Linked DNA regions of Homo sapiens: all the other regions are linked to region 1. The links are chromatin loops, found by intact Hi-C in ENCODE. Cell type or tissue: natural killer cell. All regions are shown on one strand. Region 1 holds the start of MIR4763 (microRNA 4763). Region 2 overlaps FBLN1 (fibulin 1). Region 3 holds the start of LOC105373071.

What was found. Peaks named below come from ENCODE experiments on the same cell type or tissue, not always from the same donor. Only the 100,000 strongest peaks of a DNase experiment are listed, where the experiment ranks them.
Region 2: a loop joins it to region 1, with 23 times the contacts of the local background. A loop is called at or near these places in 9 of 110 quality-filtered maps.
Region 3: it touches region 1 in a loop (19-fold over the local background); 5 of 110 quality-filtered maps call a loop at or near these places.

What each region holds. Positions count from the first base shown.
Region 1 is chr22:46,113,062-46,121,061 of GRCh38, forward strand. LOC124905135 (collagen alpha-1(III) chain-like) reads left to right here. Exons shown (of 2, transcript XM_047441696.1): 2 at 1-867. It overlaps MIRLET7BHG (MIRLET7B host gene), which reads left to right. Exons shown (of 5, transcript NR_110479.1): 5 at 1-867. MIR4763 (microRNA 4763) reads left to right here and starts at 505; the gene lies at 505-596. MIRLET7B (microRNA let-7b) reads left to right here and starts at 625; the gene lies at 625-707. In natural killer cell, CTCF peaks have their summits at 3,530 (motif pointing left) and 3,729; a DNase peak (open chromatin) is centred at 3,580.
Region 2 is chr22:45,574,533-45,582,532 of GRCh38, forward strand. It overlaps FBLN1 (fibulin 1), which reads left to right. Exons shown (of 17, transcript NM_006486.3): 15 at 1-121; 16 at 2,445-2,576. Among named protein-coding and RNA genes, the nearest start is that of LINC01589, 27 kb to the right of the region's middle. In natural killer cell, CTCF peaks have their summits at 3,655 (motif pointing right) and 3,854; a DNase peak (open chromatin) is centred at 3,659; H3K27me3 peaks cover 175 bases.
Region 3 is chr22:45,861,067-45,869,066 of GRCh38, forward strand. LOC105373071 reads left to right here and starts at 5,683. Exons shown (of 6, transcript XR_007068133.1): 1 at 5,683-8,000. RefSeq lists an enhancer at 6,277-6,851. In natural killer cell, CTCF peaks have their summits at 3,023 (motif pointing right) and 3,233; DNase peaks (open chromatin) are centred at 3,035 and 3,435; H3K27me3 peaks cover 1,573 bases.

The DNA.
Region 1 (8,000 bases):
AGCATCGAGGGCAGAGGAGAGCTGAGCCGACCCCACCCTCTGCCCCAGCCGCACTGAGAGAGGCGATCCACGCAGCTGTTTGTCTGACCTCTGTCTCCCAACACTCCCCAACACTCCCCCCGCCATCAGGCCCAGGCTCATGGGTGGCCCTGAGCCGTACCCTCCACTGAGCACCAGGAGAAGGCACCGTGGGGCCAGGGGTGGCCGAGACGTTTGGAGGTCACAGGGCTGCGAGTATTGGCGTTGCCCATCACCCCAGGTTCCCAGCACGTGCCCCAGCCTGGCCAGCTCAGTGGCAGGGCCTCTGCCTGTGGAGGAAGGGAGGCCAAGGCACCTTTCCTGAGCAGGAAGTGAGAGGAACAGCTCTGCATACACTGGGTCCCACATGGCACAATCTGAAGGCAGACAGTGGCTCCTCTGTACCTGGGGAAACTGAGGCCCAGAGAGCCAGGGACTTCCCAAGACCAGCCAGCAGCAGCTGCCCCTTCCTGGGGTGCCATCTCCCCTGTCCCTCCTGCCCTGCGCCTGCCCAGCCCTCCTGCTCTGGTGACTGAGGACCGCCAGGCAGGGGCTGGTGCTGGGCGGGGGGCGGCGGGCCCTCCCGCAGTGCAAGGCCGGGCCTGGCGGGGTGAGGTAGTAGGTTGTGTGGTTTCAGGGCAGTGATGTTGCCCCTCGGAAGATAACTATACAACCTACTGCCTTCCCTGAGGAGCCCAGTGACACGACCCCATGGGAGGGCCGCCCCCTACCTCAGTGACACGACCCCACGGGAGGGCTGCCCCCCACCTCAGTGACCTGCAGGGGGCCTGAGCCGAAGCTGGGTGGGCATCTGGGAGCTAGATTCAATAAAGCTGTTCTGACCATGAACTTGGAACTGGCCCCTTTCATTCTGGAAGCCCAGGGACTGGGCTCTGGGGCGCGTCTGCTGCGGGACAGTGTGGAGGCCCCTGGCCACGAGCTGTTCCAGGTCATGAGACTTGTCTGCTCACGCCTCCCGGTGCCTCCAGAGTCCTCAGTTGGCTCCGTGCTGTACCCTGGGCTCAGGATCCCAGGCCCAGCCCGTTCTCTGCCCTCTCGTGCTGCCTTTGAGCCAGGCGGGCTGAACACCGGGACCCAGGCCCGGTGGAGAGGTCCCCACGGGGCAGCCACCAAGGCCCCAGGTCAGCAGCTCAGAGCACTGCCAAGTCCTGGCTCCTGAGGCCACCTCCGTGCCTTAAGTGCCTTGACCAAAGTCTGGACGTGCCTGTCCTTCCGTCCTCCCTCAGGACAGTTTCCAGGGCACCCGTAATTCCTCTGACAGACTGCCATCCCAAAAGTGCACCCATTCTCCTGGGAGGCCTCAGGCCCTCGTCTAGCAGCTGCCGTAGGCTGGGCCCAGTGATCCCGCCCTGGGCATGTGGGGTGGGCTTGTTCATGCCTGGCCCAGCACCGAGAGCCCCTGGTGGGGAGGGGCTGATACAGCTGGGCCCACACCTCCCCCACCCAAGTGCCCATCCTCGCCCCTCCTGTTGACCCAGGCCACAATCTTGGCCCAGATTCCCCCCTGTGCCCTCCTGGCCTGCCTTGGTTCTGCAGGCAACCCCAGCCCTGCATGGCCACGTCTGGGCAGACCGGCACCCCTACCCTGACACCCATCTGTGCCAGTCCTGCACGGCAAACACCTCAGAGCCCAGGCCTGCCTACCCTCCCGGAGCTGCTGCCACCCTGTGGGCCAAGGGCAAAGGGACGTGGAGGAGGGGCCCAAGGGCAGGGAGGGCTTCCTAAAGCAGGGACCATCTGAGCTGGGTCTTGACAGCTGCGTAGGAGTTTGCAGCTGGAGATGAGTGACGTGCCCCATGGTCCCTTCTCCCATCATCCTCTGGGGCCAGAGTGGGTGACACATGGGCACTGTCCAAATCCCCTTCTTCACCCCATAATTAGTCAGCAGCCACATCTGGCCACTTCTGTCCTCTAAACACCATTTCCATCCCTCCCCACTCCCACTGCCAGGCCTCAGAGTCTCAGAGCAGCCCCCTCTGTCTCCGGAGCAGATCTCTGCTGACACCCTTGCCTGCACTGCCTCCCAGCACCCCTCCCTCATGCCTGTGCTCACCTCCACCAGGACTCTCCTGCTCACCACCGCTCCCCCACCCCTCAGTCCACGGCTCAGACCCATCTCTGGCCACCGCAGCCCCTGTCTGTGTCTGAACAGACTGTGAACGTCCCGAGGAGCCAGCCTCTCCTCCCAGCCCCCATACTGTGTAGTTGGAGCAGGGTTTGGCCCTGCAGAGCTCAAGGCCTGGTCGGGGAGCTGCCAGGGACACACAGTGGCCATGTGTTGGGGTCAACATCACAGTGGAGCAGCCCAAGGGCTGGGGAACCCTAAGGATCCCTGGACCCAGCCCTGCAGTCAGAGGCAGCTTCCTGGAGGAGGTGATGCCTGGCTCACCCCACTTCCCTCCCTACCCTCCAGCTGACCAAAACCTTCCCTGCTGACTGGCCGTCCCTAGAGATGGGGTTGCCAAAACTCGCCCAAAATATAGGATGAGGGCAGCCTGTGGAAGTTCTGGGGGTGACAGGCCTAGATTGGTCACTCTGCTCACCAAACCTGTTTCCCATCTCGCAGTGGGGTCACCGTAGCTTCCACCTCCCAGGGCGCCCATGAGGATTTAAGCTGATACCAGATCAGAGTGCCCAGGGATGTGGATGAGTTGCCTTGAGAACAAAGTCCAGGGAGGAAAGCCGGGGACCAAGGACCTTCAGGATGGCCCCAGCTTCCCGGGCTGTGCGGGAGCCACGTGCCACGGACCCCTCCCAGCTCAGGCAGTACCGCCAGAGCACAGCCTTACCCTACAGAAGAAAGGTCGGCGTGGCCCTGTCCTCCGAGGAGATGAGGGCTCAGAGAGACTCGAGGGGGCTCCTGGGCTGTCCAGAGTGGGCCCTTTGAGAGACCCCTGGGCCCTAAGGTTCAAGTAGGCCACCGCTGACCTTGGCCTTCCTAGGAGGGATGCAAAGCCAGCCCACCACTTGAACCCGGCAGCCTGAGCACCGAGGGACAGGGCCGCCATCCAGGGCCAGGGCTAGGACAAGGCCAGCAAGGTGGCAGACACGGAGCATCTCGGCCGGGGGGCCTTTCTTGGGTCACACATCAGCACGGGGCACAGAGGTGAGAGCCCAGAAAGAGTCTTGTTTCCATTTCTTTTAAAACGGGAAGGGAAAATGACCCCTCCAATACTGAATATATAATGTATAATGAGTATATTATAGACTGGTGTAGATGATGGGGTGAATATAGCGCGAACCCAGCCTGGGTTCTGGGTGTCTTACCACCCCAGTCATGGGTGCGGTTTGTGATTTTGTTGTGAATTGTGGAGGAAGGGCCCAGGAGGGCCACATGCCCTGCCAGGGAAGCCATAGAGAGCCCTGCCCCGGGAGGTCAGTGCCTCCTTCAATGCCTGCGATCCCTCACCCTGCCCTGCTTCCCCCACCATCCGCCCCGCCTGGGCAGCCTGGGCCACTGCCCGCCAGCCACCCCCGCCTTCGGACTGTGCATTTCCCGACAGCGACACCGTGTGGCAGCAGCCCCCACCTCCGAGGCCAGCCCCGCCTGCACCCCCCCCCCACCTCCGAGGCCAAAGCTGTGAATAGGGTGACCCCTTCTGGGCTGTGGAAGCCTCGGGTTTGAGGACAATCCTGGGGAGGGACCCCAGGGCGCTTCCCGCTCTCCTGGCGTGTGTGTGTTTGCGGGGGAGGTGTGGGGGCCTCTGTACCCATCACAGCCACGTGCCGGGACCGCCGGCCATCGTCCCGAGCCAGCGACATGCCTGGCAGCCTCCCGCCCACCTACGCCCCGCTCACCACCAAGGAGCTGTCAGCATCACTGCCCCCAACGGCATCTGGCAAAACTGTTGGGGGTGAGCCAGAGGGAGCACCCCCGTCCCCAACAGCGCTGAGTTGAGAGCCACATCTGTCTCCAGGCACTGCCACCAGCAGGAAGGGAGGCCACCCTGAGCCTGGGAAGACTCCGGAGCTGGGTTATCTGAAGGCCGGGAGTTCAGGTGGCCCCAGGCAGAAGAGGTGGCACAGTGAAGGTCCACACATGGGAGGCGGGCGGAGTGGCTGAGCCTGAAAGTTGGCATCTGGGCCCACCAAGGACAGGCCTGCCATGTTTGAGCCCTGAGCTGAGCCTCCCCAGAGCCTGGGGGGAGGCTGGAGCCCCAGTGAAGGGCCTCAGATGCCAAGGAGGGAGGTCAGGCCCTAGGGCTAAGCCCCTGGCACAGACTCATACCCACACAGTGGCATTTAGTGAAATGGGCTCCTCTGACGTTGCCTCCTGAAACAGGCAGGGTCGGAGGGGTCAGGTCTGATGAGGCCTGGGGGCATCCCTGTGCCAGCTGGGTGAACATGGCTGGTCACTGTCCCATTCTGAGTTCAGCCTCTTTCTAGAACAAGAAGGGAGGTGGCACCAGCCAGGTCGCACATCTCAGATATCGGACAACTGGGGAGCTGAGGTGGACCAGGAAGGGGAAGGCTTTCAGGTCTGGCTTGCTCAAGGGACTCAGCTCCTACCCCGGCCCCAGCTGTTGCTGAGCCTGAGGGCAGGTGGTGCTGCCAGGTGCCTTGTGTTGGCCTCCCTGCATGCGTCCTGCCTGGTGGCCCAAGTTCAGCATCCACACTTATGCCAGCCAGTGCCCTATACCACCCTCACCCTTCCAAGGCTCCCACAGCCTTCAGGGCTGCCCAGTGTGAGAGCTGCTGTGAGTCTATATGGGTAGCTTGGTTTCTCTGATTGGGAGCAGCTTCCCCAGGGCTGGGAGCAGGACCCAGACAGTTGCTGTAAATGCTGGTGTGTCGGCCCCTCTGGTGCTGCATTGGTGACATCCAGGGCCTGATCTGCTTCCTGACAGTCCCCAGAGGGCCGCCATCCTCAGCCCATTTCATGAATGTGGAGACAGAGGCTCAGAGAGGTAGAGTGACTTTCCCAAGGCCACACAGCAGGCCGGGTACAGCTGGAATGGGCGGCCAGCTCTGTCCACCCCATGATCTGTGGCTGTCTTGCCTTCCAGGCTGCCTGGGGTTGGGAGAGTAATGGTGGCATAGGGGACAACAGGTTGTGTTCTGGGGTCCCTTCCCTGGGGCCAAGGAACTGGGCCAGGCCCAGGGCCCTGCCAGGTACCTCGCTTCCAGCCTTGTCCCTGAAGGTCCTCATGCAGGAGAAAAGCAGCCACCTGCACACCGCTGTCCGGCCTCCCCAGAAGGAATGCGCTCCCCCCTCAGACTTGACCTGGGTTCAAACATGGCGGGCCTGTCCTTGGTGGGCCCGGATGCCAACTTTCACCCCTCTCAAATCCTGGGCATCCAGGCTTTGTCTCCAGCCAAGCCCCAGGCAGGCAGCACTGCCTGGACAGGCAAGCAAGACATACTGGCCCTCCTGCAGTCCCCGGAAATAAAACAGAGAAGAGCAGCCCTTCCTCAAGAAGGCCTCACCCCGTCCCTCCCCTCTTCTCTCCCCTCTTCTACCCCTCTCCCCTTCCCTCTACATCACAGACCCAACAGCCTCTCTCGCCAAGCCCATCCACCCTCCTTCCTCCCGCTCAGCCTCCAGGGCTTCTGCCCATTTCCTGGGTCAGCCCCACACAAGTCCTGGCCCCGAGTAAAGATACCATATCCAGGCAGGCGCTGTGGCTCCCACCTGTAATCCCAGCACTCTGGGAGGCTGAGGCAGGCACAGCGCTTGAGCCCAGGAGTTCAAGACCAGCCTGGACAACATGGCAAAATCCCATCTCTACAAAAAAATACAAAAATTAACTGAGTTTGGTGGCTCACGCCTGTGGTCCCAGCTACTCGAGAGGCTGAAGTGGGAGGATCACCTGAGCCTTGGGAGGTCAAGACTGCAGTGAGCCCAGATCGTGCCACTGCACTCCAGCCTGGGTGACAAGAGTGAGACCCTGTCTCAACAAATAAATAAATAAGTAATACAGTTGTCATATCCTATGGAGCAGCTGGCCTGGGGGGTCTGGGTGTGGTGGGGAAGGATTTGAAGGCAGATGCTGGGGGACAGCAAGGGAAGAGAAGGGGGAAACCCAGGGAGGCAGCAGGGGAGGGGTGGCCTCCAGAGGAAGGAAGAAAGGGGGAGGGGAGGCAGCAGGGGAGGGCAGGGGAAGAGTTGTGGCTGGTGCTAGGCCTGGGGTGAGTGTGGGAGGGGTTCACCTGGGCAGACTCACGGGAGGTGCATTCCAGGGTCAAGGAAGGAGTTAACAGAGCCTGTCAGAGCATTCGGGGTGCCGGGTGGGGAGGGATGGCTGGTCCCCGAGTGAAGAAGGCCAAGCTGTGTCCACAGAGGTCATGGTGAGCCCAGGAGTCCAGGAAGGGCCCAGCCAGGTTGTCCACCGCCCCTGCCAGGCCAGAGGAGTTGAGGCTTTGGGTAGCACCCCGCAGGCCCAGCAGTAGAGCTCATATGGCCTGGGGTCACCTCCGGGGGGAGGCACCCTCCAGTGCCCAGCCAGGGGCAGGCTGAGTGCGGGCACCGGAGAGGCCAGCTAACAGCAGGAAGCCCAGCCCTCGAGTGATTGCCCCCTGCAGCCCTAATACATGACAGAGGGGCCTCGGGGTGGCAGAAGGAACACAGGCTGCAGAAACCACCCAGCAGAAAGGTGGCAGCCAGCCGTGAACCAATCCCATGGCCCAGGGCGAGGCCCTTACCCTCTCTGTGTCCTTATCCAGGCTGAAGACAAGGAGACCTGGCTCTCATGGGTACCACGAGGTCCAGGGGGCAGCAGGCAAGTGCCCTGCAAATGCCAGCCAGGGCAGGCCAAGCAGACCAACGTCCTGAGATGAGACAAGACCCAGCCTGCTCAGCACCCCGCAGTCTGGCCTCCTCCCCTAGACACACAGGGCTGCGCCTGACCCCAGGCCATCAGCAGGCGGAGGCAGGGGGCAGTGGGTGGCAGTGAGGGAGGAGACCAGCCGCTCCCCTCACCCACTTTGATCTTCTCCATCAGCTGCCAATGCCCTCAGCCCACGGAGGAGTGAGTTCCTGTGGCAACGCAGGCGGCCCAGTGTCCTTTGCCACGAGGGAGAATGCACGCTGTGGGATCTGGGGATCCGGGGGTGTCTGTGATGGGGTGTTTGGGGCTGTGCTGCGGGATGGGGAGGAGTCTGAGGAGGCGGGGCTCTGGGTTGGATGCTCTCAGGACGCAGGATCGTCCTCCGATCAGCGATCTTCACAAGCCCTGTCTCCAGGGCAGGGAGCCCAGAGCGAGGCTGGAGCTGCGATTGCTGACGTGGCTGCAGTCCCCCTGCTGCCTGGGCCAGGAGAGGCTGGACATTCTGTGGCTTGGATGGTGTTCATGCTGTGGTCTGTGCTCAGACGTGATTATGAAGGGGGTTTTGATTTGTCCTGACCCTCACAGTCCCAGAGCTGATGCAGATGCCCGCAGGTGGACACCCAGGGCCGGTCATGTGTCAGGTCTCGCCTGCCAAGGCCGCTTCCCCTTCCTCCGCCCTCCCTGGTACATTCTGTGTCTGCCTGTGTGAGCCCTGCCCCATGTGCCCCGTTCACTAGGCTGTGAGCTCCAGCAAGCGTGTCTTCTCAGCACCTAGTCCAGCACCCAGCACACAATAGATGGTCAATCAGTGCCCACTGAGGCCAGGCACAGTGGCTCACACCTGTAATCCCAGCACTTTGGGAGGTCAAGGCGGGCGGATCACCTGAGGTCAGGAGTTCAAGACCAGCCTGGCCAACATAGTGAAACCCCGTCTCTACTAAAAATACAAAAATTAACCGGGCTTGGTGGCGGGCGCCTATAATCCCAGCTACTCAGGAGGCTGAGGCAAGAGAATCACATGAGCCCGGGATGTGGAGGTTGCAGTGAGGTGAGATCATGCCACTGCACTCCATCCAGCCTGGCAACAGAGAGAGATGCCATCTCAAAAAAAAAATGCCCACTGAATGAACAAACAGGTTAGAGTGAGGACTCAGTCAAGTTGAATAGGGTGGAGCCTAGCACCATGGGGAAAGT
Region 2 (8,000 bases), 540 kb before region 1:
ACGGTCCGCTGCATCAAGTCCTGCCGCCCCAACGATGTCACATGCGTGTTCGACCCCGTGCACACCATCTCCCACACCGTCATCTCGCTGCCTACCTTCCGCGAGTTCACCCGCCCTGAAGGTGAGTGGGATGGGTGTGGGGGTCCCAGGGCCCCCTAGGGCCTCCCTCGGCTTCAGCTGAGGGCTTGGCCTACAGGAGTTGTTCCTTGTAAGATGTGGCCCAGGCTTTGAAATGCAGAACTTTCTTTTTTTTTTTTTTTTTTTTTTGAGACGGAGTCTCGCTCTGTCGCCCGGGCTGGAGTGCAGTGGTGCCATCTCGGCTCACTGCAAGCTCCACCTCCCGGGTTCACGCCATTCTCCTGCCTCAGCCTTCCGAGTAGCTGGGACTACAGGCGCCCGCCACCACGCCTGGCTAATCTTTTTGTATTTTTAGTAAAGACGGGGTTTCACCGTGTTCGCCAGGATGGTCTCAATCTCCTGACCTCATGATCCACCCGCCTCAGCCTCCCAAAGTGCTGGGATTACAGGCGTGAGCCACCGCGCCTGGCAACTTGACATGCAGAACTTTCTTTGTGTCTGTGTCCCCCCCACACCCACCTGGCACAGCAGCATTTGGCCCATTCTCAGCTTTCCGTTCAGGTGGTCTTTTCTTATGGGTAACGGTTGTTCTGCAGAGAGCCATTAAGCGCTGATTCTGTGACCAGCACTGGAGAATCAGGGAGGGCCTCCGGGAGGAAGTGATGGCTAGGCTGGGTCCTGAGTGGTGAGGTATTTGAGTGAAAGGGGGAGAAGGGGAGGAGGGTGCCCAGTGGAGCAGGACATGGCCAGAAGGGTCTGGAGGTATGGGGGGGCGGTGTGGGCGTTTGAGAAACTGAGCCAAGGTTTTCTGCTGGAGCGCTAGAGGCTTGGCAAGAGGTGGGCTGGAAGGATAAACAGGAGGCTAAAACTGGAGTTGGGCCTTCAACCCCCAGGCTTTGGGGGAACCATCGGAAGGTTGCAGTGGAGGAGGTTTGCATATAGAAACATCATCCTGTTGATCCAGGGCCAGGTGAACTGGAGGGGCCAGACGGGGAGCAGGAAGCTCAGGTGTAACCCAGTCAGTGCTCCCACACCCCAGCCTGGCTCTCTAGGAAGCTCCTGGCATGCAGTGTAGTCATGTTGTGTAACCTGCCATCACTGCACCGTTTCTCTGGAGCAGGGCCTGGGCTGCGTGCTCCCAAGCCTGGCAGAGGGCTATGGATGGAGCATTGTCCTGTTCACCTCGCTTCCTGGCTGTGCTGCCCGTGTGCCCGGTCCCCAACCACCCCCGCCCTCTAGGGAGTCCCTATCCCTGGCCTGCGGAGAAGCATGCCATGATGAGTTCATTCAGCAGCCGTGGACGGAGCCCCTCTGTGTCAGGCTCTAGGGACATGGTGATAAGAAGGGGTCCTCCCACCCTCTCAGGGGAGGCATGCAACGGAGCCAGCCGCGAGGACACCAGTGTTTACACCATGACACAACCATGCGGGGGGGTGGGGGGAGGAGAGGCTCCCTCAGCACGTGGTTGCCCAAGGAGCCGTCCCCAGTCCCAGTCCCCCTAGGTTTGCTCCTCCCGAAAAGGAATAACGCTGAATCGTCACAGGGTGGCACAGACTTGGGTCAGAGAAAATAACTAACTGGTATTTGCCTTTTGCAAAATGATGGGGTTTCACCAAACCACATACAAATCCTTCCCAAATCCCCAGTGGCTGGTTTTGTGGCCTCTCCGGCCAGCCCCGATCTGAGTGTTGGTTATCGCAGGGAGCCGAGTGCCGTTGGGACACCTGTTAGCATCTTGGGCCCAGGAAATCCACACCCTGACCTTAAGTGCTGAAAGGACCTTTAGTGGGTCTCCGCCGGCTTCCTTCCTCACCTTACAGGTGAGGAAACTGAGGCCCACAGAGAGGACTCCCCCAAGACAGCCCAGAGCTGGGGCTGCCCTGCTTCACTGTCTGATCTGGGAGATGGACACACACCCCCCAGAGAACCCAGGCCACCGCTCAGGGTGGCCCCCCTGACCTGTGGCACTATAGATGGGAGAGGAGCCCACCCCTCTGGCCTTTCTGCTGTCTCCCTCTGTCCCCTCACTCGCTTTCCTCCTCTGGTCCCCACCTTCATGAATATGCACAGTGACTGATGACTTCTCACCAGCCCTTCCTCTGATTAGCTCTGTGTCCCCGAGGAAGATCCAAAATCTCTCCTGACTTCAGTTTCCCCTGCTATAAAACAGGGATGGGCTATGATATAGGAAGGTCCAGACCCCTCCACCCTCCCCACACAGGGGATCTCTGGCTTCATTGATGTTGTCTCATGAAAGGGCCCTGGGTTAGGTCTTCATTCCCCAAGGGTGAGTTCCTGGGGACGAGGCTGGGACTGGGGCTGGGGCCAGGCTGTGCTGAGCCCTTCTCCATTCTGTGCCTCTGCAGAGATCATCTTCCTCCGGGCCATCACGCCACCGCATCCTGCCAGCCAGGCTAACATCATCTTCGACATCACGGAAGGGAACCTGCGGGACTCTTTTGACATCATCAAGCGTTACATGGACGGCATGACCGTGGGTGAGTGGCTGGGAATATCAGCTCTATCCAGGCACCCCTCCCCCTCCACCCCGAAACCCTCTCTGGCCCAGCCCAACTCCCATCTGAGTCCCCTCCCCAAATTCAAGCCCACCCAACCTTCAGGGCCCAGCGCCGAGGCCACCACAGCTCCCAATCGGTCTCGGCCGGAGGAACAGCCAGAGTGGGGGATCCTGCCTGGGATCTGACCCTAGCTGTGCCACCCACTCTCTGGGTGACCCCTCTGGGTCTCGGTCTCCCTGCCTATAACATGGGTGGGTTCCAGAGAGCGCTGCGCCTCACAACCATGAATTTCAAATGATACCACCCAAGTAAAGTGCTTGTCCTGAGGGCTGGCACAGTCCCGCGGTCGGTGGGAGCTAAGGGGATTGTTATTCTTGGGGTGCAATGGGAGGGATAGCAAAGTAGGAATCAGAGGGCCTGAGCTCTGGTCTCTCAGCCTTGGAACTAGCTGGATTCGCCATGTGGCCTTGAGCAGTAGTCGTCCCCTCCCTACGCATCAGTTGGTAAGAGGACCAAGGCCACTCTGTGTGCACAGCCCATCTGAATGGGGAGCTCACTGCTCTTTCTCCCTGGAGATCCGGTGTTTGGGGAGCGTGAAGGGAGGCTGGGGCATGAGGGGACTGTGGAAGTCCTGTTGGTGGGTGCAGGCTGGGGAAGATGTTTACAGGCGGGGGCAGGGCCCTCCCTGGCTAGGAACGGGCTTTAATGACAACCTACTCGTGTGAAAAAATATCCAGGCCCACTCCATTCCGCACGCTTGTTTCTGTCATTCACAGCCCCTCTCCTGAACTGTCACATTTTAAAAGATTTACAGTCATGGGAAATGAAAACGGTGGCATCTGCCATTTTGGACTCGGATTTATACTCTGAACACTTTCAAAGCAGCTGAGCAACGGACGGACAGTCCCTGACCTCCCCTGGGCCTCAGTTTCCCCATTGTGAACTGGGAGGAGTGGGCTTCCTAGTCCCTTAGGCGCTGGAGTCCGGGAGGTCCTAACCAGAACCCACGAGCGTGCAGTGCGCACAGAGCAGAGCGTTTTGGAGCCTGGCCTCCAGGTGGCGCTGTTGGACCTTGGACGCTCAGTCTTTGCGCCTCAAACCCGACGGTTGTTAAAACTGGCAGCTGGAGAAAGGGAATCGTTATTCCCGTCTTGCCAAAGAGCCATTTATAGCACCTTTACAAGCTTTTAAATGGGTTTGCATGTTGTAAACATGACTGAGTCACTGGGGGGCTCCCCACCCCAGCCTCCTCCTGCGCTAGCTGGCAGCAGGAATAATTAGTTAATTACAATTAATGGTGCATTAGCCCTCGCGTGATTCCAAGGGGAAGGCGCATGGTTTGGTTGTCGGCAGTTGTGAAACTTGCTGCTTGCCCTTGAGTCACTCCCCACTCTGGGCCTCAGTTTCCCCCATTGTGAAATGAGAGTTTAGATGAAGACAGCCTTGAGGGTCCTTCAGGCCCCTGTGCAGGAGGGCAGGCAGGGAGGGGGTTGGGTCAGGGCTTTGTCCTGTCCCACTGGGTGGGTGGGGTATGCACCCTGACACTGGCCCACAGCCGCCCCCCGCCCCAAAGGGGCCAGCCCTGTGCTTGATGCTGGGCCTGCAGTTGTGGCTGGGACATGGCCCTCAGGTGATTTCTAGATCTTGGAACATGGGAGTTTGGAATCCTAGGACCTTCTAGTTCACTCACTCATTCTTTCCGTTTCTGAACCCTTCTTGAGCCTCTACCTGTGCCTGACCCTGGGCTAAGCCTTGCAGATACAGAGATGGATAAATGCCACATAGCCCCTGAGGACTTTGCATCTCAGCAGCAGGGAGAAGCCACCCCGTATCAGATCATCAAAATATGATGCCGAAATAGGCATGCACAGAGACAGGCCTTGATGGCCTGTGGAGGCTCTCTTAGGGGAAGTCTCCTGGCAGGTTTTACGTCTTTAGTTCCCACCTACATCCTTCCTGGGGTGACCCAAGCCAAGAGGTTGGGCAGCTGCTGGGCCTAGAACCAGCACCCACCAGCGCCTTTCTCTGGCTGCATCTGCTCCAGACAGAACCAACCTGGGAGTGTCTGTTTCTCAGCTTCCCATCCACTGGGGCAGAAAATCCTGGCATGTCAGAGCCTGGAGGCTCCTAGAGACCATCCCTTCCTTCTTCCGTAGGAGGGGAAACTGAGGCCCGGAAGGGCGAGGGGGCTTGCCAGTCTTCTTACAGTGAATCAGGGACACAGTGGGCAATGGAAAGGAGTCCCAGGGTATGAGAGATGATCACAGGTGCCGTCCCGGCAGCGGGCTTCTGGGAACGGAATGTGGATGAGGCCACAAGGACCCAGCGGCTTCCCCCGGCACAGTTGGTCACGGGTGCCCTGGTCTTTGGAATTCTGGGCTGGGGCTGCGTGGGGGAGGGCCCCAGCCTGGCCCTTGGAATTGTCGTGCCTGTAGCCCTGTGTGCTGGGGAGGCCCCTGCCTCTTCCACGCCTCGGTCTGTGTGCAGGATGCCCCACCTGGCTGGGCTCCTGGAGTTGACCTGGTGCCCATGTCATCTCAGGTGGAAGACTGAGACCAGGGAGGCAAGCCCTGCGTGTTGGGACCTAGGCTGCATTGCTGGCTGGCTCCTGTCTCTGTCCCCACTGCGCTGATCTTATTTCTCTGTCTGAGATCTCCTCCTTGGGCTTCCATATCCCTACTTCCTTCTCCCTCCTCTTCTGCCCAGAATAACTTCCATACATCCTGGGAGCTTCCTGGTCCCTAGGGGCAGCCATCCCGGCACACGGCTCCTGGCCTGTCCACCTGGTAATAGATGGTTCCACCGTTGGACTCGAGCCCAGCCTGAAGCAGCCCTGAAAACGTGGGGTTGAACCCTTGCCGGCTCCTTACCGTTGCTGGGCACCTTCACCCCCGCATTCCCCAGTCCTCACAGACACTGCCAGCGACGGGTCATGATTGTCTCCCTTGGGCAAAGGAGGGAGCTGAGTTAAATGACCGCCTGAGACTGTGCAACTGAAAAACTGCAGGGCCTGGGATGTTTTCCGACTTGTTTTTAGCAGTGCAGTTCTGATTTCAAGCAGTGACTTAGGCAGAAACCCTTCATGGTGGTGGAGAGGAAGAAAGCGGCTTCCAGGGCTGCTGCTCCTGGTGGGGAGCGTGGGAGGCTCTTGAGCCTCCTGGGCAGCCCCGTGCAGCTCTGTGCTGCCTGCAGCACACGGCAGGGAACGCCGCCTACTCACGGTGCTTGCTGAACACCTGTCTGCTCTAGGCCATGCCCTGTGTGGACACTGGGCACCGGATCAGGAGGGCTTCCTGGAGGAGGTGAGGCCCGAGCTGAGTGTCCTTGCATGTGAGGGAGTGACACTTAGTGAGCACCTGTGATGACCAGGAGCCAGGGTTTCATCATCGCCAGGACCCTGTGACACGGTGGGATTATCTCCTCTAACAAAGGAGAGAGCGAGAGCCAGAGAGGGCAAGAGATTTGCCCGAGGCCACTCAGAGCTGGGGCCAGAGCGGGCCTGGAGCCCGGTCTTCCCCAGACACCACACCCGCCCAGAGCCGGAGCCCAGGGTTGACTGCTGCTGTGGTGGGCTAAGTTGCTGTGAGTTTGGATGTCCCAGAAAAACAATCAGCGCACAGGCCCCGGGGCTCGCCGTGTTCAGTCCTCCCAGAGTAACAGAAGAAGAGGGAGAAATGCCCCGAGTCCACTAAGAACCTGCAAGGGCCGGGTCGTCCTCTAATGTAGCCTTGAAAGACCCGTTCTTAGCGGGGATCGAGGAGCCCGCAGCAGGGCCCGCGCCGTCGTCTTTGTAAAGCCCCCTTGCATTCCTCTTTAACCGGCTGTCAAAGAAAAATGAAGAATGCGTTTTCGCCCTGTGCAAAAATGCTCCATTAATGCCCGAGGGATTCTCAGGCCACTACAAAGCTTTCCTTATCTGGCTCTGGATTCATTCTCAGCTCTGCAGCCTGTAATCCGGGGTGCTCTGGGAAGAGATCTTTCAGGTAGTATATCCTGAGTGATGACTAATGGGGGAGCCCTGGCTGCAGCAGGGGCGGGCTGTGTATCATCAGCGTGCGGAAGAGAGAGACAGAAAGGCAACTCGAGGCCACCCGGGCTCCCCGGGCCCCTGGGCTATGGCTGCTGTCTGAGCCTCAGACTTCCCCTCCAGCCTCCAGATCACCACTTCCTTTTAACTCTCAGGCCAGCCACATCTGTGTCTGTCTGGCTCCCTCCACTCAGCCTCAAGACCCAGCATGTGTGTGACCACTTCCAAGAAGCCTCCCCTGACTGCTCCAGGGTCATGGCTGTGTGATAGGAGGGCCTGGCCTGCAAAAACGCCCTCCCTATTTCTCCAGGGAGGGAAATCTGTGTGCTATGAGGCTTGGTTGTGGCCACATTTCTGTTAAAACCCTGCCAATGCCAACAGGAGCTACAGAGCCTGCAGGTGAAGTAATTCTTTGGCCTACGGACGAATTTTGCATGTGGACCTCCTGACCCTTGGGCCTCCCGGGTTGCAGGGAGCTACGGAGTTGTCTTTGTAGTTTTTTGCAGGCCAGCCCCTCCTGTCGCACGGGCATGACCATGGGGCAGTCAGGGGAGGCTTCCTGGAAGAGGTCACACACATTCTGGGTCTTGAGGCTGAGGGGTGAGCCAGACAAGTGGGACACCCAAACTCACAGCCACGTCTGTGGCTGGCCCATGAACAGCGCGATGAGAGGCAGGGAGCCAGGAAGGGAGGGCACAGCCTGCGGTTTGGGGCTGCTGGAGCATCCAGGGTGCAGGGAGGGTCGAGGGGAGGCCGAAAGGGGCTGCAGGGCCAGGCCTTGGTGGATGCTGTCCTGGGGACCACGGGAGCCACGGGAGGTCTGTGCTGCCCATGGAGCTTCCAGATCCCGCTGCTTTATTTAACCCACTGGGCCTCCTGCAGCTTGAGGTTGCGGTTGAGGTTGTACCCACTCAGCAGGTAAGAAGACTGAGGCCGGAAGAGCCAAGTCCCCAGGATCTCCCAGCCAGGAAGTGTTCGAGGATAGGGCTTAGACCTGAACTGCCCAGATCCGGGACTCCCCATCCCCATGGCCTATGTTAAGCCCTGATTATTTTTTCTGGTCTATACTAGCTGGTATCTACACTGGCTGGCATCTGTCAGCCGTGGTTGAGTCTGAGTCCCAGCCGTAGAGGATAAATAGTGAAGCACCTCCTTTCACACAGTCACAGTGCTCCCGGCCATGGGATCTTGGGTCCTGGGCCAGCCCCTGATGAGGAAAGACCTCCCTGTATGTCCAGGCAGTCAAAAGATGAAGTTCAGATGTCACCATGCTGCGGAATGGCGAGGTCCTGGAGGGTCTCTCTCCGGCTCTTTACCTGCCGAGGGCCCACTCATCCTTGGTCACACAGGCGACCCATCATGCTGCTCCCTGGGAC
Region 3 (8,000 bases), 250 kb before region 1:
CCATTTCATAATATTGTTTAAAACAAAACAAAACAAACAAAAAAAAGAAGATGCTGAGCAAATGGCAGCCGCCGTGCTGGGGCTCCTGCAGAGTGGGGTGGGGGGCGGGGTGGAGTGCACAGAGAATCCTGCTGCAGCAGAGGATGGCAGAGCCCCACCTGCTTCCATTGGCAGGATCTGTGTGGGTCCTTATTCTGGGCTTTTATTCACATTGTTCTCCCCCACCAAAAACCTGCTCTTTCTTTAAAGCCCGGCCACAGTGCCCTCCCCCTGTCAGGAAACCTTCCAAGGACTTGGGTCCGCCTCGATCTGCACCTTCCACTAACCCCTGGGACGTGTTCCCACTGCCGTAGATGGTTTCATGCATTATGACGACTCACTCAGAGCAGGCACTGGGAGAGAGATGAATGGTACGCCTGTGGGAAGCAGGCAGCAGGTCACTGCAGTCTTAGGCCTGGTCATGACAGCCCAACCTGGCTTTCTCACAGCTGTGCTTTGATGATGCCTGGGCTCACGTGTCCAGCAATCTATCCCTTCAACAAATACCAAGCACCAGACCCTGGGCTGGGCACTGGGAAAAGACAGTGGCTCTCCAACTGAGGCACTAAAGAAGCGCAGCTTCAATTGTGACAGGGGCTGCAAGAGTGTCGAACAGTCTCCTTTCATAGCGCGTGCATCATGCCTTCAGCACCCTTGAGCTCCGCAGGGGCTACTGAAAACCTGAATTCTGCCCAAACATCTGGCCCCCCATCTCCTCTCACCTCCTACTTCACCAGGACCTTCAGACAGGAACTCCCTCAATTTCTCACCCTCAATCCTTCCAGCCTGCACCTGCACCCACCTGCTCCTGTCTCCCTCCTGGACAGTGAAAGAAGCCCATCTCCTTCCAAGGCCAGCCCTCCACCTGTGAGCGACGCTGCCCATTCCACTTCCACAGGGACCTCACGCTCAGGCAATCCTCAGTCTCCTGCATCTTCCACCTCTCCCTCCCTGCCACCTCCTTTCCCGTAGGCTCAAGCCTGACCCATCCTAAAAGAAAAAGAAAATGCCCGAATTCCAGATACCTTGTTATTCATTATTCAGCTAAGTTATCTTCAAACATTTTGTTCACATCTCCCCAAAGAACACGGAAAAAAATCTGTATCAAACTATCAAGTTGATTTCTAAATTTTTTCATCTTAAGTATTTACAGATGCAAATAATATAATTTTCAACAAATAGCTGAGATGCTTTAAAATAGAACAATTACATCACTCCTTCAATGATCTTAATAGAATTCAAATACAGAAAAATGTAGTACCCACCATTATCCATTTTGAAGTGGAACATGCTTTCTTTTAATGTTCGGAAATACAGCTGGCCCTCAAACAACACGAGTTTGAACTGCAAGGAGCCACTTATAAAATGGGTTTTTTTCAACCAAACATAGACTAAAAATGCAGTGTTTGTGGGATACTCCCAAATATACTGAGAGAAAGCTATATTCTTACTACTTCTTCTAAAACCTGCATTTTCATGTCCCTTCACTCAGAATGTTATCCTAAGGTAGTATGTTTATGCTTGAAATTCTAGAGAATAACTATGATTTCACATACAGAACTAAATTAAAATATATAACAAAAAGATGCCTGGAAAAATCTGAATATTTGGAAATTGAAAAGCATTTTTATGAATAACTTGTAGGTCAAAGAAGACATTAAAAAGCAAATTGGAAATACGTTGAGCTGAATAATATGGAAAATACAATATCTGGAAATTTTTTAGATGCAGCTAAAGCAGTGCTTGAGGGAAATGCAGAGCTTTATGCTGTGTTAGAAAAGAAGGGAGATTGAAAACTGATGATCTAAGTTCCCAACATAAGAAACTAGAAAAACAAGAGCAAGTGAAATACAAAGTAAGAAGAAAACAATACCAGGAAAAGCAGAATGAATGGAATCGAAAATTGTCAAACAATAGAGAAAATCAATAAAACCAAAAGCTGGATCTTTGAAAACATCCATAAAATTGCTCAATCTCCAGCTAGAAAAAACCCCACACTTTAAGGATAACAGCAGTGACAGATAGGACATCACTACAAGTCCTACAAAGGGAGATAAAGAAAAATTATGAATAATTTTATACCAAAAATGTTGACAGCTTAGATGAAATTATTTCCATGAAAGACATGAATTATTAAAATGGACATAAGAAGAAATAGAAAATCCTAATAGCCCTATATCTATTAAAGTCGAGGCCGAGCTCAGCAGTTCACACCTGTAATCCCAGCACTTTGGGAGGCTGAGATAGGAGGATTCCTTGAACCTAGGAGTTCGAGACCAGCCTGGGCAACAGAGCAAGACCCCATCTCTACAAAAAATAGAACAATTAGCCAAGGTGGTAGCTCATACCTGTAGTCCCAGCTACCCAGGAGGCTGAGGTGAGAGGATTGCCTGACCCCAGGAGGTTGAGGCTGTACTGCGCCATGATTGTGCACTGCACTTCAGCCTGGGCAACAGAGCTAGGTCCTGTCTCTTAAAAAAAAAAGAAAATAAAAGAAATTGTCTTCCACAAAGAAAATTCCAGGCCTCAATCATCAATCTTATCTTTCTCTAAAGCATGATTCACCCGGCAGCCAAAGTGATCTTTCTGGAGTGCAGCTCTGTCCTGCCATTCCCCTACCTGAAATTCTTCAGGGGCTTCCTCCCCAAGATGGCATTCGAAGCAACTGATGAGCCAGCTGGTGCCTCTTGACACCCTCATCTCTAACCACCATCCTTCCCCACTCTGTGCCCCCTCACACCCACACATCACACACTACTGCAAATTCAAGGCAGTAAGTTTGTTGAGCATTTGTTCAGAAAAGTTATAAGAAATAACATTTAAGCAGAGCCTCAAACGCTGAGTTGGGTGAGCCAGATGGAGAAGAGGTGGAAGAGCTCCCGGCAGAGCCAACTACACGTCTAACCTCCTTCCAGAGGTGAGAAAATCCCCACACATCCAATTATCCACCCCAGCAGCTCTCTGGCGGCAGTACCCCCTCCCCCCACCAGGGGGCATTTTGGACTATGTGGGAGCGTGAGTTGTCAGTCACTAGGGGATGTCACTGACATTTAGTGGGCCCAAGTGTCTGACATCCAGCAGTGCCCGGAACAGGCCCCACAGTGAAGTGCCTGTTCTCTCGGGTTTGCCTCTGGAAGGAGGTAACTTGTGCAGTTAGCTCTGCCGGTAGCTTCTCCACCTCTCCTCCACCTACCAGCGTTTGAGGCTCTGCTTTTCTCGGAAACCTTTCTGAACAAATGCCCAAGAAACTTACTGCATTGAATTTGCCTCCCCCACCCCCACCTTTTCTTAAATAGAAGTCAAGTTAAATTCCATGAGGAGAGACTTTTAACTTGAATATACTCTGAAAAACATTAAGGAGGGGAGAGGAAATGGTAATGTTTACTCTGTAACCATGGCGTCCTCCCCACTCCTGAGAGAGGCTTTCGCCTGCTCTTGGTATTCTTGAGCTGTAAGTGGTTTCCCTGGAGCTGCTGGCTCACACCTGGGCCTGCACAGTTGCAGCAGCTTCCCGACGCCCGCTCGCCTCTCCCCTTGCCGCCTCCTGCTTCCTCATCCCCATTCATCTTTGCCTTTCATTATATTAGTCCATCTTTCCGTCGGAAGCACCAGCACTCGCCAGGCTCTCCCCCTCCCTGCTCCCAGTCTGGGAGCCCATCTACCTGGGGACCCCCGGCCCTGCTCCCCAGGAAGGTCCTTGGGAAGAAAGGTGAGACCGTTCTTTAACCAAGGGAAGGGCAGGAAGTGTCCTGGAGTTTGCCCCATCTGGTTTGCCAGGACACACAGCAAAGAAGCACTTAGCTTCCGTCTTGGTATCTTTTTTTTTTTTTTTTTAATTTTGCATTAGTAATTATGGGCTGTGGTGTTACTGAAATCTGAAAAACTCAAGGAAGAAGTCTGCCTGCGCCGTGGTCATTGATTCTTTGCTTCTTTAAATGTATAGCTGAGTCTAAAGACTTGTCAGTCAAGGCAGGAAGATTAGCCTCACCCATGTGAAAGGAAGATGGGGAAGAAAAAAAAAAGCCTTGTCTGAACTTGAAAATAAAAATGCTGATGTGGTTTTTATTCCAAAAACATATCTTACTGATTAGGAGCATGGAGCACCACTGGATCGTGGGTGGGCCAGCTGTACTTGGCCTCCCCACTCTGCTGGGCCAGGCTGTCCGCCCGCAGGATGTCAGAGGCAGGGGCCCAGTGGGATCTTTGCTGATGGGTGTGGCGTGTGCACACGTGCACACAGGCACTGAGACGGTGCCCTCGGTCAGCACATTCACCTTCAGGCAGGAGACAGAAGGCGAGTCCCTGTGGAAGCAGCATGGACCCGGAGTCAGATGGGGCTGGGTTTGAACCTAGAGCTGTCATTTACTAACTGAGTAACCCTGGGCAGGTGACAAATGCTTTGAGCCTTTGTTTCATTGTCTGTAAGACAGGGATCGTGGCACCTACTTTGTTGAGGTTGATGGGGTAATGCATGCACAGCCCATGGCCCCGCCGACACAGGATAGACGCTCCATGAAAGGCCACCATGCCAGGGACTAGTGCGGTGCATGGCCATACTGCGGCCCTCTCCACCGCCCCCTACCCACCACCGCCCCCTGCCATCTGAGGCAGGCTTTGCCCAGGCAGCCTTTCCCTCTCTGGGTTTTCTCCCGAGGGTTTGGGCTGAAGGACAGGCCTTAGCCTTGGTGGGCCTCAGTGTCCATGACTGTGAAATGGAGCCGACACCTCTGCAGCTTCGACCACACAGGGCTTGTGGCTTGGCATGGCCGCAGACGCACTGCCAGGCCGGCAGCCTTCGCCAAGAACTGGATTCCTCCCGGCCTGGCCCGGCTCGGCTGGCATTCTCGCCAGTTTCATTGGGTTGAGTTCCAGAGCGATGGCAGCGATTGATAATGCTGTAATTGGAGTGACTTGGGTATTTTCTGAGGTGTTGCCACGATGACTCATACTAGGGCAAGTTGAGGGCCCGCACTGTCCAGCCGGAGTCGGTTAGAGACCCTCAGGAGGCTCACAGGCTCCAGGGCCTGGATGTTAGGATGTGAGGCCTGGGGTTACCGAGATCCCACACCCAGGAGATGCTCGCGTGGAGCCTTCGCTCACAGCGGCCTGCGCGAATGGGGCTTGCTCCGAGAGGTTCAGCTGGCACCGAGAGCTGGCACCGAGAGCGTTTCCAGCTGCAATCTGTTCCCAGCAATTAATAACTGTAAATAACAAGTCCGCTCCTCCGCCTGGCTCCGCGCTACTCTCCGCTTCCCTCCCAGCCCCTCAGCTGCTCCCCTTCCCGTGCCCACCCTCCCTCTCCTCCCCTCTTTCCTTCCATGTCGTCGAGAGGTCCCTGCCGTCCCTTCCCCGGGTCCCTCTGAGAACACCCAGCTCCCTTCCCGTAGGCCATGGGGGAAGGGACGAGCTCTGGCGCGGGGCAGGCGGGTGCTGGGGAGGTGGAGACAGCGCGCTCCCGAGCCCTGGACCACTCCCTCTGCCCCGCGCGGGGCCGAGCTCCACGGCACGTGCTTTGGCTTGGACCGGGAAGGCCCGCAGTCCCACAGTGCCCGGGGAGGACGGTCCGCGCCTTCCACGACTTCGCGCCGCCCGCGTGGCTGCAGCGCCGTGGCCCGGGGACGCGAGGCCACAGCCCGGGAGCGAGGAGCGCGGGAGGACCGGCCTGCCTGTGCCCGGCAAAGGGGGCCCTTCCGAGGCGGGCTCCCTTCCCCGCCGCTCCCGTAAGCGCGGGAGCCAGAGGACCCCAGACCCGCCGCGGCCCACCCCAAGCCCCGATCAAGTCCTGCAGCGCGGGAGGGACCCCTGCAGGCGCGGGGCCAGACGGGCGACAAAGCGGCGGACTGCGAGGGCCCTGAGGAAGCCGGCGGCGCGGGGTCAGGAGCAACCTGCTATTCGTAGGGTCAGGAGCCCACGCGTCCCCACTGCGGAGGGCGGGGTCGCAGCCAGGCCTCCCCGTTTCTAGCTGTGCGGCCTGGGGCGAGGTGCTTGACCTCTCGGGGCCTCAGTTTCCTTCTCTATGAAGCGGAGCTGATCGGCCGCGTCCCGGGGCTGCTGTGACAGTCCAAGGCGAGAACAGCAGCTCCGCGCCGCCCCTGGTGCTGGAGAACCGCTGGGGCCTCGGGAGAGGGCGCGGCGCGGCGGAGCGGCCCTGGCAGCCGGAGGGCGCGTGTGGCCAGGGCCGATCCTGCACTGCCCTCTGCGGGATGGCCCGGCCCAGTCCTCGACCCCCAGCACCTCCGCCGCCCGGCCTGGCCACCACCTCCGCTCCACGCGCCCAGGCCGCTCCCGTCGCGGGTCTCGGAGATTCTCCCGCGCCCAGGGGTGTCCCGCAGCCCCGGGCCTCAGCACCCAGCGCTCCCTTCTCCACGACGACAATGAGGCGGACCCTCCCCAGCGCCCTCCAGAGCTGTCGCATCCCGGGAGGTCAGGGCGAGTGTTGTTTGCATTTCACAGAGCAGGAAGCTTAGGCACAGACAGCGGCTCCCCGACCCTCGCTCGGCCTCTGCTGAGCAGGGAACGGCCTGAACGCGTCCGGCCAAGCGCCGCCTCCGGCCTCTGCCCGCGGCCCGGCGCGCCCTCCTCCCCAGCGCGCCCCTATCCTGCACGCATCCGCGGCCCCGGGCCCTTTCCGCAGCCCCACGCGGTCTCCTCCCGGGTTAAATCTATCCACTCGCGCGTTCCTTGGCAGCCGTGATCACAGGCGTGACCACGGTCCCCAAGCCCTCGCGCCTCCGTCCACGCTATTGCGGCCGCCCCTGCGCGCCTGTCCCCTCCCTGTCCCCTCCTTCCAGCTCTGGAAACAGCAGCACCGGAAGCCCCCTGCCCCAGACTCACTGCCCACCCCCGGCCGAGCTGGCTGCCAGCCGAGCCCCTTGGATCTCTGCGCCCCCCCGGGCCCCCCACCACTCCACAGCCCTGCGTGTCTCTGCTCTTTCTCAAAGTAAAGCCCTTCAAGTGCCATCCACTTGCGTCTCCCATTGGGATCCCCCTTCTCCCACCCCACAGCCCCTCCTCTGAAGCCTTTCATGTCCCTCAGTCTGGCTGCGACTCCTCCTTCTCCTGCCCTCCTGCTGGGTTCCCTGCCTTCCCCACTGGCGGCTTCTCCCCTGTGCTCTCCACCGGGTTTCTCTCTTCTACATTCCCTGGAAACCCATCCAGTTCTTCAGACACAATAATTCTCCTATGACCCCCAAATATGTGCAGCCTGGACGGTGCCCTGAGCTCCAGACTCCTACATCCAACTCCAGGCCAAGCCGGATGCCTCGCCTGGCACCCGCCCCAGCCCAGACCTGTCCCCGCCCGCAACTTCCCAAACTCAGAAAATGACAACTCCTTTCCTCCCTTTTCTCCCCACGCAAACTTTACACTTGTCCCTGACTCCCCTCTTTCTCTCCAGTCTCACGTTTATTCCGTCAGAAAATCCCATGGCTCTCCCTTCCAGACATGGCCAGAACCCGGCCTCCCGGGCTAAGCCAAGGCAAGCTGCCTTTGCTCTTCCTGATGGTCACGGCTGCACCTTCCCTGGGCTCCCTGCCCCTGGTGTGGCCACCATAAGTCCCCACCCATCATCCTTTCTGAACCTAAGTCAAATCACATCATTCTTCTGCCAAAACCCTCCAAAGACTCTCAGCTTGCTCAGCGCACAGCCCGGTGCTCCTGGAGCCCACAGAAGGGGCACTGCCCTGGCTTCCCCTTCTGCCGCCGCGGCCGCTGAGGTGCTCCTCACTCAGACAAAGCTTCCTCCTGCTTCAGGCCCAAGGCACCAGAAGCTTCCTTCACCCGGACGCTCCTCCCTCAGACATCTGCCACCTCATTCCCACACCTCCTCCCAGTCTGCTAAAATGTCACCTTCTCCATGAAATTGCACCTGCAGCCTCCTTCCTGCAGTGGCCTGTCTCCCCTGCCCTGCCTCCCGGTTGTCTTGGACTTGCAGCCATCTGGCTGGCCCAGGGTCTATTAAA